2 separate regions of the Homo sapiens genome follow, and region 1 is linked to region 2. The links are chromatin loops, found by intact Hi-C in ENCODE. Cell type or tissue: PC-3. All regions are shown on one strand. Links, peaks and the distances in the headings refer to the core of each region. The heading gives the core; the rest is flanking DNA. Region 1 has its middle 110 kb from the start of LINC01676. Region 2 has its middle 46 kb from the start of LINC01676.

Region 1 (4,413 bases), core at 252-4,251, 60 kb before region 2:
ATAGTCATTTTCAGGCCTCTTAAAAATATAAAATACATGTAACATACTTCTAAGACCATAATTATCTTAACTGTGCATTGAATAATTACTTTGAAGGAAGGTAATGCAACTTTCACTCTTCCTGAGCTATTCCCATTACATTACCTTAGTTTTTGCACATCTTAAATATACATGTTTTAGTTAAGAAGTATTAGGAGAAACATATCTCTCTCTCCATTTTAATTCACTCCAGTCCTCCCCAAAGTTCAATTTCAAGTCAGTTTCGAATGTGTGCTCCATTTTCTGAGGAGTCAATAGTCTCATGAGTGGTATATGTGGTTGTCTGTTGGGAGAAATGATCATCTGCGACTTTGGGAGGATAATTTATTTTCATATTAACAGGATGCGAGTATCTGGATCTTCCACACTTTGGCTTTTTCTTTTCTGTCTCTTTTAAATATCTCTCTAATAGTGGAAAATGGATTGCAAATACATGCTTATTTGTCGAATGTCCCATTTAATTTCTTTTTCTTTCTTTTCTTTTTTTTTTTTTTTCCAGAGGGAGTCTCACTCTGTCACCCAAGCTGGAGTGCAGCGCGGTGATCTCTGCTCACTGCAACTTCCACCTCCCGGGTTCAAGGGATTCTCATGTCTTGGTTTCCCGCTAGCTGGGACTACAGTTGTGCACCACCACCTCCGGCTAATTTTTGTACTTTTAGTACAGACAGGGTTGCACCATGTTGGCCAGGCTGGTCTTGATTTTCTGACGTTAGTCAGACACCAAAGTGCTGGCATTATAGGCATGAGCCACTGCACCCGCCCGGCCTGTTACTATTATTTAAATTACATCAACAGATTTTAAAAGCTGTAACAGATTTACAATTGGCTTTTTTTTATTAGTCTCACTTCTTACATTTACTAATATTGCAACTTAGATATACTAAGAAAATATTCAGTTTTTATTTCGTTTTGTTTTTAATCCCCAAGCCACTGTGTTCTTCTTCATAAGCCTTCACTTTTTTTTTCATGAATTTTGAGTGACACGTTTTCACCTGCCCCTTACAGTTGCCCATAGTGTACTCATTTTGTTCCCTCTCTAGAACTTCCTACACAAGTGGACTTTTGCCAGTCCACTGTCATGTTTTAGGCTTCTCCATCGCCTTGTAGGTAAAGGATAAACCGCTATCCCCATTTCAAACTACCATATACATGGGAAAGCCAAACATACTTTCAGTGTTTCAGGATTCTCCTCTGCAAGAGTCCGTATTTTGATATAGAGGACATATACTCATGTTCTCTGCTTGTTTTGCAGTGAGGGTGCAGGTGTATCATCTAAAGCCCTCCTGTCAGTTACATTATATCTGGGCTGGTATTGGGAGTTAGATGAAAGAATTCCAAGTAGAATATTTGAGTAATTTTTTGCAGCAACAGAAGTTGGAATACCCAGATTTTAGAGGCTGCATTTCCAGCAATAGAGTTCTAAGTTTAGTATTCATTGTGCAAGCAACAAAAGTGGTAATGTCAATCTTCTGTAGAACATCAACAATATCTTCATATGAACAGTTCTGTCATGTTACTTTTGATAATTTTTTATAGCTATGAAGCTTCCAATTCTGGCCCTTTACCCCTTTGGTAAGATTCATGTGCTAACCAATATATTTTAGTAAAGCTTATTTCTTCTTAAATTAGCCAGAGTTACTTGCTGCTATTTCAATTTTTTGATTCAATAAAATATGTGATATGATTTTTCAAAAATTCAAATATTGTTATATTACTGCTTTTTATGTAAAGAGATGGGAATGCAGAAAACTTTCATTTTTATTGCTTATGTTTACACATTTATATAAACAAAATTTAACATAATGTGTGTCTACACCTATACAAAGTTATCCTTTGTACATACCAACCAAAATGTGATAAATAAGTCCCCATTAAAAAAAATCGTTCAGAATTAATTAGCTAGTGTCACCAGCAGGAAGATACTTAGTTTTAATATTTGGACAAATAGTAATAAAGATGAAATGTACTTCACAACACTGAGAGAGAATAATAGACTTAGATTTAGGGCTTAATTCTGTCACTACTAAGCTCTATGCCCTTTTGCAAGCCATTTAATCATTTTTGGTCCAATTTATTTCCCTGTAAATGTATTGAGTTACATGGGGCCCTCATAATACCTCTTCCTCTAAATTTTAGGCTTTGTAATAAAAATTCCTAAAAGAAGTTAAGTAAATATTATGGGTTTAGCACATTTGGAATGTTAAAGTAAGTTTTTAAAGTAAATATTTACAAGTTAATCTGAAATTACAGAACTAGCCAAAGAGCAGTTTTGGAGAGTGGCCATTAAATATAGAGGAACGATACCTTATCTTAATGTTGTAAGAACATGTAGGACTTTATTAAAACTTCCAAAATTGAAAGCCAATTACTTTAAAAACTTTTTCCCTGCACATTCATTGCTAGAAAACAGTTAATCCATCTTTAAAAATACCAAAAAAAAAGTCTAAATTGGCATGTGTCCTGGAAACTGTTTTTGGCAATATTAGTGAGGTAGATTGTGTCTTCACTCAATTTCACTTTTCCCATCTGCACCAGTTTCTCATGTGACAGTTTCTCTCTATAGGTTTCTGGCAACCCAACCAACATCAGTTGCTGTAAATATTATCATAAGAAGGAAAGGAAAGAAAGCTTATTTCTTTAATGTACAACTAATATGTTCAAGTTTTAATTAATATCCAATAACTAACATAAGATAATACTTTTTTTGATAAAGCCATATGAACCTTTTTAAACAATCAAGGATTTGCCTTTATCCTACCAATTAAATCTCAGCTGACTGAATACTCCCTTTTATTTTTCTTTGAAGAATGTATACAGATCCTAAAATAGGTACAGATATTTATTTTCTCCAAGGTTATCCTTGTTTTGCTCATTTTGAGTCAGACACCACTTAGATTCCTAGCTGGAGTCATGATTTATTTTTCAACAACTGCAACAAGACTGATAATATGATTTACTCTATTTATTGCATTGGAGTTCCAATTCTCCGAAATCCAAGTCTTGCATTTGCCCCATTTTTGCCATTTCAGAGAGTCACGAAGACAAATAATAACACTGGCCTCTGTACATAATACTAAGAAAGCTCAAGCAGAATTTATACGCAAATGTGGTTACCATAGCAAGTTATATTGTAAACCAGTGACAGTCAGCAATGGTGGTACTACTAACTTAAGGTCATTTTATACATTTGCAGGGATTTTCTTGGTTTCCTCAATAACATGAAGCTGCTGTAACACACATTTAATGATGAGGGATCATAGACTTTAGATTTGCTCCATGATGCCTGTTATCTGTCAACATCCATTGTCATTACCACTCACGTAACTCTTCCCACTGCTCTCCCTTCCCCAATATAGCCAGAATTGAAGGATTAAATCTCAGGATTTCCTTGAAAATAAGTTTGGATATTTTTATTTAGGTTAATCCAATGAGATTCTGTTGCCACATATTTGGAAGGTGGCCATAATGTGAATGCCATCTTTCTGTGACTACTGTCATTCACTGTTGTTTAAGAAAGTTGTTGTTTTCCTACATCGGATTTCATTGTCTGTTAAGTGGCTTTACATTTGTCGAAAAATAAAAAAAAAAAAGAAACATAGCTCTGGCTTCTTTATAAGACTCACTGACACCAGCTTTAGGTGTCCACACTGCAGTATTCTTTGCCTAGAGACTGCTATGTCAGTGCTATCATTCCCAGATCTAGACCAGCAGAACTAATCTTAGAAATAGAAACTTTGTAGTAGGAAATTATGGAATTGGGTATGTTTGGGGGAAATGCATTTCAGCAGGACCAGGCTAGAACTTGTTTCTTCTGTCATTCCAGTGCTTTTGTAAACTCCTAGTTTTCCATATTAAATCCATTGCCATTTGTAATACATTTAATAGTTTATGTTTCCAGTACTAAATTCTTATTTCATTCATATTATGAACAGGAATGCTCATTGTGGTTCATGGTTCACTGAATAAAGGATTCCTCTTTATTCCATGAGATTTTTGGGTATTCTCCAAGACCTTCATTTTATTTTATTTTATTTATTTATTAATTTATTTTTGAGATAGAGTTTTGTTCTTGTTGCCCAGGCCAGAGTGCCATGACACGATCTGAGCTCATTGCACCCTCCACCTCCTAGGTTCAAGTGATTGTCCTGCCTCAGCCTCCCAAGTAGCTGGTATTATGGGCATGTACCACTGCACCTGACCCTTCATTTTATTTTAAATATATATTTTTATTTGACATGAATATATAGAAAATACAAATCTAATAAATAGTGACAAAAAGCAAAGCCATTATTACCTGGGGCCCCAGGATGGAGGAATGTTTTCAAGAAAAGCAAGAGAAAATATTGAAAGATGATGGAAATGTGTTCTATTTTG
Region 2 (4,413 bases), core at 99-4,098:
TTATAGGTATATTCTTAAATAAATTTGAGGACAGGTTGTCAATTATTTTCCTAGAAACTACTGAAAAGTGTTTATCATATTATACTAAATTACCCTCTCAAACTGTAAGTTCTTTTTGTACACCCAGCAGCGCTGTGCAATATTGCTAATTTCTTTCCAGAAATTAGAAATTATAAAAGACATACATACACACACAAAGAAACTAATATTGCTATATTATTGAGATTTTATCTTTCAGTAAAATCGCTCTTTTAATTTGCATAGCTTTGGATGTTAGTGATATAAACTATTTCTTCATTATTAATTAATTATCACAAAATTATTTTTATTTGTATTTTAAATTTATGTGAAGTACTTAAATATGTTTACTATCTTCTTTCTGATTTCCAGACGTTCATTCCCAATTCACTGTTTGCCTTTGAGTTCTGAAAAAAAAATTCTAAACAATATTTCTACTTTTATGTAAATAAATATATTGTCTTTTCTCCTTTATGCTTGACTTTTAGAAAGTTTGTTTCCAGTAGAAGTCACAGTTATATTAAATAAGTCACTAGTAAGTCCATTTACGTGTTTTCAAAATACCGATATGTAAACAGTGATCACTGTTGCTGCTAGCATAATCCCGTTTTCTGTATAAATGAAGGTATTTACAGAAATGTCAGATACGTTTCAGGAAGGGGAGCACACCACAACTGAATTAGCCAGCTGGCAGGGAAGGTTAATAAAACTCTTATGACAAATGTTATCACATAAAAAAAGAACTTATCAATGTTATTTAGACATGGAAACAGGATTCAAGATCCAAAAAGACTGGTGGTTCTAACTTATAGTGTGGGAGCAACCACATTCACCTATCTTCTCTCATCTTACCTTGGCAAATGTATGTACCCAGGTTAAAAAAATTATATAAGGATGAACAAACCGAAAGCCTCAGACCTGTAGTTTAGGGTAGGATTAGAACCAAAAATCAAACTACTTGGTATGGTAAGCAAGAATAAAGATTGTTCTCGTTCCAATATTAAAAGAGATAGCTAAAATAACCAGTATTTTATTTAGGCAATGACGGAAGTCTGAGTAGTCTTCGATAGGTGTGTTGATAATTCTGGCTATAGCAAATGAGAGTTCATTATTATTTTTCGGTGTAAATATCAGATACAGTAGCCTCAAAATTGTAGTTTTACTTACTCCCATATCCACTGAATATTTATTGGGGCAGGTAAGACATATTATAAAGTTATTTCTAAAAATTGTTTGAGAAGCAGATTCTTTAAGAAACTTTGATTTTGTAGATTGAGACTCCAAGTAAGCACTTAGCAGATAAAATCAGTGCCATTCAGGTAATATGTATTTAAACAATAAATTTATCTGGATTATTAAAAGCTGTAGGTTAAGGTAGGATTAGAACCAGGAAAAATTATGTAATAAAAGTGATAAAGAATTTCTGAGGACATAAAGTATGTGTAAGTGGTCTAAAATGCTAAGGAGAAGAGGACTAAACCATCAATTGGATCTAACAGTTGGACTAAACCGTCAATTGGATCTAACAGTTTGTAAACAAGATGAAATACAGACAGTTCCTAACTTACGATGGTCCAAGTTACATATTTTTTTACTTTACGATGGTGCTCATATACCCAATCTGTTTCTCATTTTTAGTACAGTATTCAGTAAATTCCATAAGATATCCAACACTTTGTTATAAAATAGTCCCTGTGTGAGATGACTGTGTACAACTGTATTCTAATGAAAATGTTCTCAGAATGCATAAGTTAGGCAAGGCTAAGCTATGTTGCCTCAGTAGGTCAGGCATAGTGAATGCATTTTTGACTATGATAGACACTATTTCCAATTGGCTTATTAGAATGTAACCCCATTGTAAATCAAGGAGCATCTGTATATTGTTCCAATAGACTGGATGCATCAGTGATGGTGAAAACATATGGAATATAGATGCAAATGTCCATTATATAATATAAAAGGAGAAAAGAAAAATGTTAAGACTGAAGATATCCAATAGCAAGTTGGTGAAAAAGAATCAAATATGGTGTTATCCATGAATGAATGCAATTCTAGGCACGTGGTACTTAATAATAGAGCATAGTAAAACTAAGATACCCTCTAAGAAATTCTCTGTATTCCAAATATAATCTTCCTCACCTGTACTGTGGAGTCGTTGTTCAGTTTCTCCTTGTTATTCAGGATCACTGACCTCAGCCAGCACAGTAACTTCCTTTTTTGCCTGGTGATTCAGAGGCATAAGGAGCCCTGAGTAGACGGGCAGTACTATTAACCTTCATATCAATAGAAGCACTGTTGCGTCTCCTGATGGAAGCATTCTTTACTTTGGAAATAAGATCTCTTGGTCAGTAGACCATAAAGGCGCAGGAACAGAAATCAAACATTTTTCTAGTGAGTCACCAGGGATAAGAGTGAGTGGTGCCAATTCCCTTTGCACACTTTGATTCTTGAACCTGTGAGTCCTGGCTACAGGAGAAACAAAACCATGTATCGGATGCTGATTCTGAGCATATACAACCTTGTGGGGACTCTTGCCCTTGCCCTGCATGTTATTGCCACCTCATTGGCATTGTAACTAAATATTCAAAAGGCCAGCCTTTGCACTGTTCTGTTGAGCCAGTTGTTTCAGAACAGTGGACTACATGGTAAGGCCAGTGAATTCCATGAGCATGGGCTCTTTGCCACACTTCATTTGCTGTGTAGTGAGTTCCTTGCTGTGTGAAATACAAAGATGGTAGATGTGGCATTCTGTAAGTCCACAGATGGTAGTTTTTGGCAGAAGCATTGTGTGCAGAGAAGGCAAATCCATATGCAAAGCGTTTTTGCCAGTAAGAACAAAATGCTGTCCTTTCCATGGCGGAAGCAATCATCCTTTCACGGTAATCACCCAAAGGAATGGTGTGCCATCAGAGACTCGAATTTGGCTTTTGCTGCTGGCAGATGATGCACTCAGCTGTGGTTATTTCCAGGTCAGCCTATGCGTATGGAAGTCCACGTTGCTGGACGCCTGTGTAACCTTCCTATCTGCCAACATGGCTACATTTTTCATGAACCCATTATGGATGACAGGGTTGGTTGAGGAAGAAAGCTAAATGATATACACCGAATGAATGATGCTATTCAGTTTATTATTAAAATCCTCTCCTGCAGAGGTCAACTTTTGAAAAGCATTCACAAGGGACATAAATAACTTCATTTTTTTTTTACTTTTGTATATTCATAGAGGTTTATCTGCCCCTCTTCCCCATATTTCCTTGTTACCAGTTTTTGAATAATGTTCCTTCCAAATCACTAGCCATCCAGCCAACCACTGGCCACAGACAGTGAATTAGTACCTCATCACCTGTTTGGCCATTTCTCCTTCAAAGCAAAGCGAACAACCAGTGATACATATCAAATGAAAAAATGTCAAAAATTTATAAGTCTCTATAAACAGAACTTTGAGTAACTAAATGATTCCATTCTCATATAAAGGCTTACTATACCACAATTAAAAACATTTTATACATAAATATTGATTAATATTAAAAAGTATTTTTGTATGTCTTCATATATATCAAGTATGATTTATCAATTATTTTACATGAATATTTTCTGACATTTCTATGAATATTAATTTTGTAATTAAAAATGTGAAATATAAACAACAACTAGTTCATCAATCCAGTATCCCCCTTCATTTCTTGCCTCTTTCCCTTCTGGTTCATTGCTAAACTTCTTTAAAGTATTTTACATACTCACTGCTTCCACTTTACCTTTTAGGCACTCTCAACCCCACAGAAATCTGTCCTGTGTTTACATGAAGTCTCTGAAATTTTTCTAAACATGTATACTACTAACCTCTTGACATTAAGTATTCAATGGAGAATGCTTCATTTACCTGATCTCTTTTTTTTTAATTTTATTATTATTATACTTTAAGTTTTAGGGTACATGTGCACAATGTGCAGGTTTGTTACATATGTATACATGTGCCATGTTGGTGTGCTGCACCCATTAACTCGTCATTTAGCATTAGGTATATCTCCTAATGCTATCCCTCCCCCCTCCCCCCACCCCACAACAGGCCCCGGTGTGTGATGTTCCCCTTCCTGTGTCCATGTGTTCTCATTGTTCAACTCCCACCTGTGAGTGAGAACATGCAGTGTCTGGTTTTTTGTCCTTGCGATAGTTTGCTGAGAATGATGGTTTCCAGTTTCATCCATGTCCCTACAAAGGACATGAACTCATCATTTTTATGGCTGCATAGTATTCCATCATTTACCTGATCTCTTAATATGATTCTATACTTTGTGAATTGCCTCTTCTTTTAAATTGTTTATTCCCTTATTTTCTATGAAAGCATATTTGCCTGATTTTTTTTTATTTTTCAATTTTATTTAAGATTATTTGGTA

Evidence for each region. Peaks named below come from ENCODE experiments on the same cell type or tissue, not always from the same donor. Only the 100,000 strongest peaks of a DNase experiment are listed, where the experiment ranks them.
Region 1: it touches region 2 in a loop (8-fold over the local background); 1 of 110 quality-filtered maps calls a loop at or near these places.

The regions. Positions count from the first base shown.
Region 1 is chr1:105,722,424-105,726,836 of GRCh38, reverse strand. No RefSeq gene overlaps it. Among named protein-coding and RNA genes, the nearest start is that of LINC01676, 110 kb to the right of the region's middle. In PC-3, for the core only: no CTCF peak of the experiment used is centred there; no DNase peak of the experiment used is centred there.
Region 2 is chr1:105,662,628-105,667,040 of GRCh38, reverse strand. No RefSeq gene overlaps it. Among named protein-coding and RNA genes, the nearest start is that of LINC01676, 46 kb to the right of the region's middle. In PC-3, for the core only: no CTCF peak of the experiment used is centred there; a DNase peak (open chromatin) is centred at 2,320; H3K27ac peaks cover 1,227 bases.